Regions from separate parts of the Homo sapiens genome. Here region 1 is linked to region 2. The links are chromatin loops, found by intact Hi-C in ENCODE. Cell type or tissue: heart left ventricle. All regions are shown on one strand.

Region 1 (4,000 bases), 190 kb before region 2:
TCAGGAGTTCGAGACCAGCCTGACTAACATGGTGAAACCCCATCTCTACTGAAAATACAAAAAATTAGCCGGGCGTGGTGGCGTATGCCTGTAATCCCAGCTACTCAGGAGGCTGGGGCAGGAGAATCACTTGAACCTGGGAGGCAGAGGTTGCAGTGAGCTGAGATCGTGCCATCACACTCCAGCCTGGGTGACAAGAGCAAAACTCCATCTCCCACAACACCTCCAGCATAAAAACAAAACAAAACAAACAAAAAACAAAAACAAAAAAACAAGGTAGTGGGAAGGAAGTCAAAACACAACTCAAATTGCATAATTGTGCCTTTGTTCAAGTGATGTGGTAACATTTATTTTTCTAGTAAGATTGTCAGTTCCAGAAGGGCCAGAACTCCTGTCTTTTGACTGTTCTATCACCTGTGTAGGTGCTCATAAATAAGTGCTTCTTGAGTGAACTCGTCTTCTACTCTGTGACAAATCACAAATTCTAACATGTTGGCTCTAATAGCAAACAAGATACAAGTCATCTCCAAAAACCTAGGTTGGCATATAGCCTGCTACCCAGTTGCCTAGAGGGATTTGGTATAATGCTAGCAAGAAATGGTGATATTTCATTACAATTACAGAAGAAAACATTATGAACTCAGATCTTGGAAAGAACGGACACTAATATGCCCAATGAATATAATTTTCACAGTATGTCCAGGTGTGGATGTCTGTATTAGAAACAATTGTCACTTTTGCTGAGTGTGGTGGTGTGTGTCTATAGTCCCAGCTACTTGGGAGGCTGAGGCAGAAGGATTGCTTAAGCCCAGGAGTTCCAGGATGTAGTGCACAATGACTGTGCCTGTGAATAGCCACTGTACTCCATCCTCGGCAACACAGTGAGACCCCATCTCTAAAAAAAGAAAAGAAATGAAATGACTGTCACTTTTGACAAGCTTTTAAACTTTCAACTAATTTTCTTCTTAAAATATTTAGGTTTAGAGAACACTTGCTTTCAGAGTGAAGTCCTTCAGTTCCATTAACACATAAATTTCATTAATGTCATGAAATCGTCCTTATAAAGGTCTGAATTCTTTCTAAATACAACAGACTACATTGGATCTGTCTGAAAGTCAAATGTGTTGAATTGAACTGAGTCTCAAACTTATCTTAACCACGTTACAGGTGAAAATCTTCTAAATGATTATGCTTGTTACACTATTGTAACTTTCTAGTTACCCTATAATTTTACTTTCTTTTTTTTTTTTCCTTTTTTTCTTTTTGAGACAGAGTTTCACTCTTGTGGCCCAGGCTGAGTGCAATGGTGCAGTCTCGGCTCACTGCAACCTCCGCCTCCTGGGTTCAAGCGATTCTCCTGCCTCAGCCTCCCGAGTAGCTGGGATTACAGGTGCCCGCCACCATGCCTGGCTAATTTTTGTATTTTTAGTAGAGACGGGGCTTCACCATGTTGGCCAGGCTGGTCTCGAACTCCTGACCTCAGGTGATCCGCCCGCCTCGGCCTCCCAAAGTGCTGGGATTACAGGCATGAGCCACTGCGCCCAGCCCCTAATTTTACTTTCTTTAAATGACATGAAATTACATTAAATAGTGACAAGTGGCAGACATCATCAAAAGAAACAGTGAAGACCATTAATATTTTGTCAGACTCTATGCAGTGGGTTGGAAAATACATAAACCCAGGGAGGATGAATTTCTTTACCCTCAAATAGATCCAATTCCTTCCCGTAGGTCGAAGACAACATCTCCAAAGGTAAAAATGAGAAACCCAACAACTACTTGATTGATGAGTAGGCAGCCTGCTAGTAGGGGACTCCTTCACTCATTTACAAATGAGCTGGGCATTGTACTCGGCCCTGCAGATGCAGAGGTAAACAAAACAGACCCATTGCCTCCCTCACAAAGTTTCTAGGAGCTTAGATTTTCACGGAGAAGACAAAACAATGAACAAGCACACACATACCTAAGACAGATCATTTCAGGTGCTGCGCAGGCCCACAAAGATAACACAACAGGGTAATGTGACAGGGGTGAGTTCGAGAGTCTGGAAAGGCCTTTCCAAGGAGAGAATAAGAGTAAGTTCGTTCCCTTTCAAACTGTATTCGTCATTCTGCCTGCTGACTCTATTTCGGTTGGCTTGGTCGAGGACTGGTGGCTGATTAATGTTCAATGACCCACGGGGACAGCCCAGGCCGACAGTTCCTCAAGACCCTGCAGGTCAACGTTTCGCAACTTCCCAAGCCTCTCCCTGCTCCAGAACGAGCCTGACTCCGCTCCCAGTTTTTCCGGTAATCTCCTCACCGCTCCGCTGCTGCATTTTACGCACGCCCTCCAGGGAGCGGTCCTCGGCGTCCAGCTCTCAGGATGTGGAGAGCTGCAAATAGCACCGACAGCTGCAGCTGGAGGTAGCCGCCCGGGAAGCCAGCCAGCTGCTGCCACCACAGGGGCCAGGGCCGGCCGCGGGCCTCCGCACGCCCTTGTGAGCAGCTCAGCGGAACCCTCGACGAGGCGGGCCGACTCGCCAGTGCAAATTACGGCTTTTATTTCCTTCTGGGTGCACACGTGGGGAGGGAGGGAGCTTGGGGAAGGAGAGTGTGCGCCCTTCAACGTTTGCCACTTCTCTTCAAAACTGCCTGGGAAGTAGGTCGGCACCAATAGTCACCTCATTTGCACAAACAGGGACACTGAGGTGAAGGAAGTGACTGCACCGCCTGAACAGAGCCGAGTGACAGGGAAGCAGGAATCCATCCAGTCTCTGTGCTCCTGGAGCCTGGCCTTTTCCTTCCGGTTTTCTTAGTGCTTTTACAGTATCTCCTGACCATTTCCCCCCTGCTACGTGCAGAAGACTCACCTTCTCTGGCCACACTCCTCAACGAGAAAATATGAGGATTACTTACAGAGCCCCACTGGAAATTTGTCTTTAAAGAAGGAAGCCTAGGCCGGGTGTCGTGGCTCACGCCTGTAATCCCAGCACTTTGGGAGGCCGAGGTGGGCAGATCTCCTGAGGTCAGGAATTCGAGACCAGCCTGGCCAACAAGGTGAAACTCTGTCTCTACTAAAAATACAAAAATTAGCTGGGTGTGGTGATGCACACCTGTAATCCCAGTTACTCGGGAGGCTGAGACAGGAGAATCACTTGAACTGGTGGGGCGGAGGTTGCAGTGAGCCGAGATATCGCCCCACTGCACTCAAGCCTGGGGGACAGAGGGAGACTGTCTCAAAAAAAAAAAAAAAAAAGGGCCGGGCGCGGTGGCTCACGCCTGTAATCCCAGCACTTTGGGAGGCCGAGGCGGGCAGATCACTTGAGCTCAGGAGTTCAAGACCAGCCTGGCCAATATGGTGAAACCCCCTCTCTACTAAAAATAAAAAATTAGCTGGGCGTGGAGGCAGGCGCCTGTAATCCCAGCTACTTGGGAGGCTAAGACAGAGTGGGACTCTGTCAAAAAAAAAAAAAAAAAGATTCAGACATGAGACCGTGAAACTGACTACAGTCACTATTGCACTGTTTATAGATGTTGCCAGACAGAAAGCCCCAAAGCAGCAGCAGCATAGTACCTTCCTAACACTTGGATTGGGAAATCTAGATTTTAGTAAAATAACTGGTGATACTTACAGAAGAAATGTTGGAGTTAGAGTATGCCATCAAAAAAAAAAAAGGAATCCTAGCCTGAAAGGTATTTAAAAATGCATTCCCTTGCCCTGCCACACACAGCGGGGAACAGGGATGGGGCCCCAGTCCGTGTGCAAACCCAGGCACACCTTCCCCAAAGGGAAGTGGAAAGGTGACAGGAGGGAAGCTGAAGCAAGGATGTCTTGTTCTTCCTGACGGTGTCCCGCATTTGCTGAGTGGGTGCACTCTTGCATGGGTGTAAGTTCTGCAGGACACAGGCGGCTCTCCAGGCAGCACTGACGGGGCTGATGCTTGGCACTTTGGGGCCTATTCTTCCACGAGGACATGGATTCGCTTCCTTGGGGTTCAGCCTGGTGTGGAAAGGAGTAC
Region 2 (4,000 bases):
GAAAGAGGAAGTATTGGATTTCGAAGGAGATGAGGCTTATTTGCATGTGATAGAATAAGGCATATTTCTTATTCCTATAGGGAAATCTCAAATAGGAGAATTGAACACAGCACAGATATTTTTGTCTTTCACCTGCAGATCTAACCAGTTATTCTCTAAATTTGAAGTGCCGTAAGCTAGTACTGTGTCAGTCTGTTTGACCATTAGAGCAGAGGTCAAGGATGCTATGTAATCCTACTAAAGTCTATTTTTACAGAGAGACTAGTAAAAGAAGCCTTGAGACCTTTATTGTTTACACAGCCTGGAAGCTGTCACTGAGTCCTTAAATTGAAGCATGACATTGTGCAGTGATGTGCTAGTGGACAAAGAAGTACAGAACAGAATCAAGGATGTCCTTTGGGAAGTCCACAGAGTCTGTTACAAATGTAATATCCAATTGCAGTGAGATGGAACTGAAGACTTACAAAGCAGAGGCACACTTCCTATGAGACAGGGGCCTTGCCACAAACGACACGTCTGGCTTCTTGAGCAGTTTCACTCAGACTATTTAGGAGCCCATCAGAATATTCAGTGGCAGAACAAGGTCAGTAATGGCAAACACTCAGAATGCAGCCTGTGTAAGAGCTTTGAACCAATTCTTCCACAATACAGCTTTACTGAGCGGGATTTGTGTGGAGAATGGACTACAGCAGGACTCCTAGGCGGCCATTGAATCGCAAGCTGAGGTGGGGAAAGCGCAAGCTGAGGAGGCAGAAGGAATGTTGTCTGAGACCTGCTGCAGTGCACCCTGAGCAGTGAGGTCACAGCAAGCCCAGCCATGGGCAAGCAGCCTGGCATCCAGCTGGGAGGGATGGGATTGCTGTTGGTGAGCAGAGGCTCTGGCTAGCTCTTGAGTCTAAAAAGCAGGACCACAAAGAAAACAGACTATTTAAATAGCAGGTGAAGCCGCTTACAAAAGAGCAAACTTGATGCAAATTCTGTGTGGAAAAGATTGTTGGTCTCATTTTATTGTCTTTGGCCATACCCATAAATCTGACTCAGGAAAGACATTTATATGTACACAAGTGTATACAAATAAAAGTAAAGTTTTACTCTATTACTTTCCACCCCTTCATCCAAAAAAAAAAAATTAGGTCAAAAAACAGTGGTCACATTGAAATACTAGAAATAGAGCAATTTAACAATTACAATTTTTTATTCTTTACCAGACTCGTCACATTTTTATTTTATAGGTAGAATGCTTAAAAGACTACTAATGTCCTAAAGATGATAATGTAATAATACTTTAAATTTTAAAATGCCTCATAGCCATTACTATGCACTATTTTGTAGTTGCTTTCCTGAGGATTTCTTTCACAAGATTGCTTGTCTTTGTCTCCTCCTAGGGTCAGTGTGGTAGAGGCCATATACCACCTAATGGGTGCCTCAGTAAATACTTGTTTAACTGGACTGAACTCCAAGGATTAAGATGTCAGTGTATGTTTACCTCATAGATAGACATACGGTTTTTGCCGGCCTTCTAGAAATTTCACGATGTAGTCTAATTCCAACATCTAAATATGCTGTATCAGACTCACAACATGTTAACACATTTTTTTTTCTTTTTTTTTCTTTTTCTTACTGTTTTGGCCCTTAGTTTGCAACCTTCATGGCTTTTTATCCATTTTCCTATCTTTGAATTATGCATATGTGTCACCTTTTCTGATATGAGGAACGGAACTCCATGATGAGTTAGGTGAATTATAAGTGTGAGGCTGGAAAGGGGATAATAATAGATATGGCATGTGGTTAAAAATGGAATACACATATGGGATCTAGAGGGCTACAGATACATACATAGCTATAGAAAGAGAAAAGGTAGGAAAACAGAGGTAGAGACATTTCAAGAGAGAACTAAGATTAGACACGAAGTGATAGAGTCCCTTTCCCAAGAATCAAAAAGAGACAAAAACTGTGCTGAGAAGCCTCAAAACTTTAATGTTTGCAGGAGACAAGTTCCACAGTAGATGAAACAAAATATGTTATTTTGCATGCATACTTATATGTATTTATCAAAATTTTTAATCACATTTGGAGGACTGTATAATTTGAATGATTCTGTGATTTTTAGACATTCTCAAAACATGAATATTTTAAAACATAATTACTTAAAGAAGATTTCATTGTTAGCTCTGCCATTTGTAATTTGATGAATGAAATGTTTAATTTTCCATTATAGAAGCAGAGAAAATCATCTTGGTTGTAAAACAGAAATTAGTAAACTGTACAAATAGACTTATTTAGAACTTCTGTCCTTACAGCTTTTAATGCTTTTTTCTAAAAAAAAGTTACTTATTCTTGGTTTAGGACAGTAATGAATAAAATTATTGCCTTTCCATTATGTTGTTAAGATTATTAGATAGGGATAGTCTGTGTTGCCCTCTATTGGTGATTAATAATTAACTTTTGACAGAATAATTGCTGCTTTATGTGTCATTTGTGTGTATTTAATAATTGTATCAGCCAGTATATTTTAGAAAAAAGAATTTGGGAAAACTAACCTAATAGTTGTGGCCATGAATTGGCCAAAGGTGAAAAAATTAGCTTTCGGGCTTTTTGATTTAACAATTTTATTGACTAAGATAGTATTGACATACTTTTGCCTTTGATTAATTTTAATTTTAATTTTAATTTTTTTTTTTTTTTTTTTGTCAGAGCTCCACCTCAGATCAGGCGTCCCAATCGAGAAGTAAGACCTCTGAGGAAAGAAATGGCAGGAGTAGGAGCCCGGGGACCTGTAGGCCGAGCACATCCTATATCAAAGAGTGAAAAGCCTTCTACAAGTAGGGACAAGGACTATAGAGCAAGAGGGAGAGATGACAAGGCAAGATGCTGTCTTTCTGTAATTCACTCACTTGAAGCCCAGGACTTTTGGTGGATGTTATGATTTTTGTTGGCTTTTCAAGATACCCTGGTTTTGACGTGGAAGAGTTAGAAAAAAGTCTCATTCAAAGCCTAAGTAGTCTTTGTATTTTGAAGGCCATGCTGCAATGCAAATCACCTCAGAGGCGTAGTAAATATCTATATACACATACATGTATAAAAATATTTAGTGAAATGGATCCCTTGTAAGAAAAAATACGGCTTTAAAACTTTTTTGAAAAATATTTTAATAAGTATTCTGAATAGAAATGAGCAATAAATGAAAATAGTTATGGGGAAAGACAAGAAGGTAGATGTATCTGTTCACAGAATAAGATGAGGGATATGATTTACTACTGCCAAAAATAAGTATCTTTGATTTATCTGTAGATTATAGTAGAACAAGATTTTTTTTCTTTTCCTTGAGAAGATTCCCCTTGCTTAGGGTTCATTGTGCACACGTACTTATTTAGGAAATTGATTGGTGAATAAACATAGTATTCGGTGGAAATTGTACTTCCCTTAAAATGGACTTAGGACAGTGGGTTGAAGATAATCTTACAGATTAAGGAGGTAGCCAGGATGATCTGATGTGTCTCTTAGGCCTTAATTTTAGTAAAAAGAGAAAAATTTTTAAGTGATAGTATTTCCTGTTTCCACCGTGATGTCATAAATGAATGATAATGTAATCAAATTGCCACAGAAAAGTTTTATTTTACTAGTTAGAGATTCAGGATCTGTCATCACATTCAGGCCATGATATGTATAATAAAGATATATCTAATAACAAGTGGTTATCCATCAAAACTGTATTTGAATATTTTTATTACGTGTAATTTTGATCTGTAGGTAAGGACTCCAGACCAACTTCCTAGGTCTTATAGCCATAATACATAGACCAAGATAGAATAAAATTGGTGTTTTCTGAATATTTCTATTTATGAGATAGTTCAAAGACATATTCTACCTCCCTGCCTCAATAGGACACTGAAAATGAATTAGATTTTTTTAATGTTTGTAGTTTGTGGGAGCTTTTATGCCATGAAACAGCAAGTGATTCTATTTCAGATCCTTTTTGGGATTAGTGAAGGGTAGTAAT

The links. Hi-C counts contacts between places; a loop is a spot of excess contacts. Peaks named below come from ENCODE experiments on the same cell type or tissue, not always from the same donor. Only the 100,000 strongest peaks of a DNase experiment are listed, where the experiment ranks them.
Region 1: it touches region 2 in a loop (2.2-fold over the local background); 5 of 110 quality-filtered maps call a loop at or near these places.

The regions. Positions count from the first base shown.
Region 1 is chr13:30,444,260-30,448,259 of GRCh38, reverse strand. It overlaps LOC107984577 (a long non-coding RNA gene), which reads right to left and starts at 2,515. Exons shown (of 2, transcript XR_001749803.2): 1 at 1,964-2,515; 2 at 1-895. RefSeq lists enhancers at 2,154-2,333, 1,743-2,628 and a silencer at 3,095-3,286. In heart left ventricle, a CTCF peak has its summit at 2,310 (motif pointing right); DNase peaks (open chromatin) are centred at 2,399 and 3,929; H3K4me3 peaks cover 1,384 bases; H3K27ac peaks cover 1,473 bases.
Region 2 is chr13:30,254,310-30,258,309 of GRCh38, reverse strand. It overlaps KATNAL1 (katanin catalytic subunit A1 like 1), which reads left to right. Exons shown (of 11, transcript NM_032116.5): 4 at 2,695-2,863. Among named protein-coding and RNA genes, the nearest start is that of KATNAL1, 51 kb to the left of the region's middle. RefSeq lists an enhancer at 286-786. In heart left ventricle, CTCF peaks have their summits at 1,387 and 2,423 (motif pointing left); no DNase peak of the experiment used is centred here; H3K27ac peaks cover 304 bases.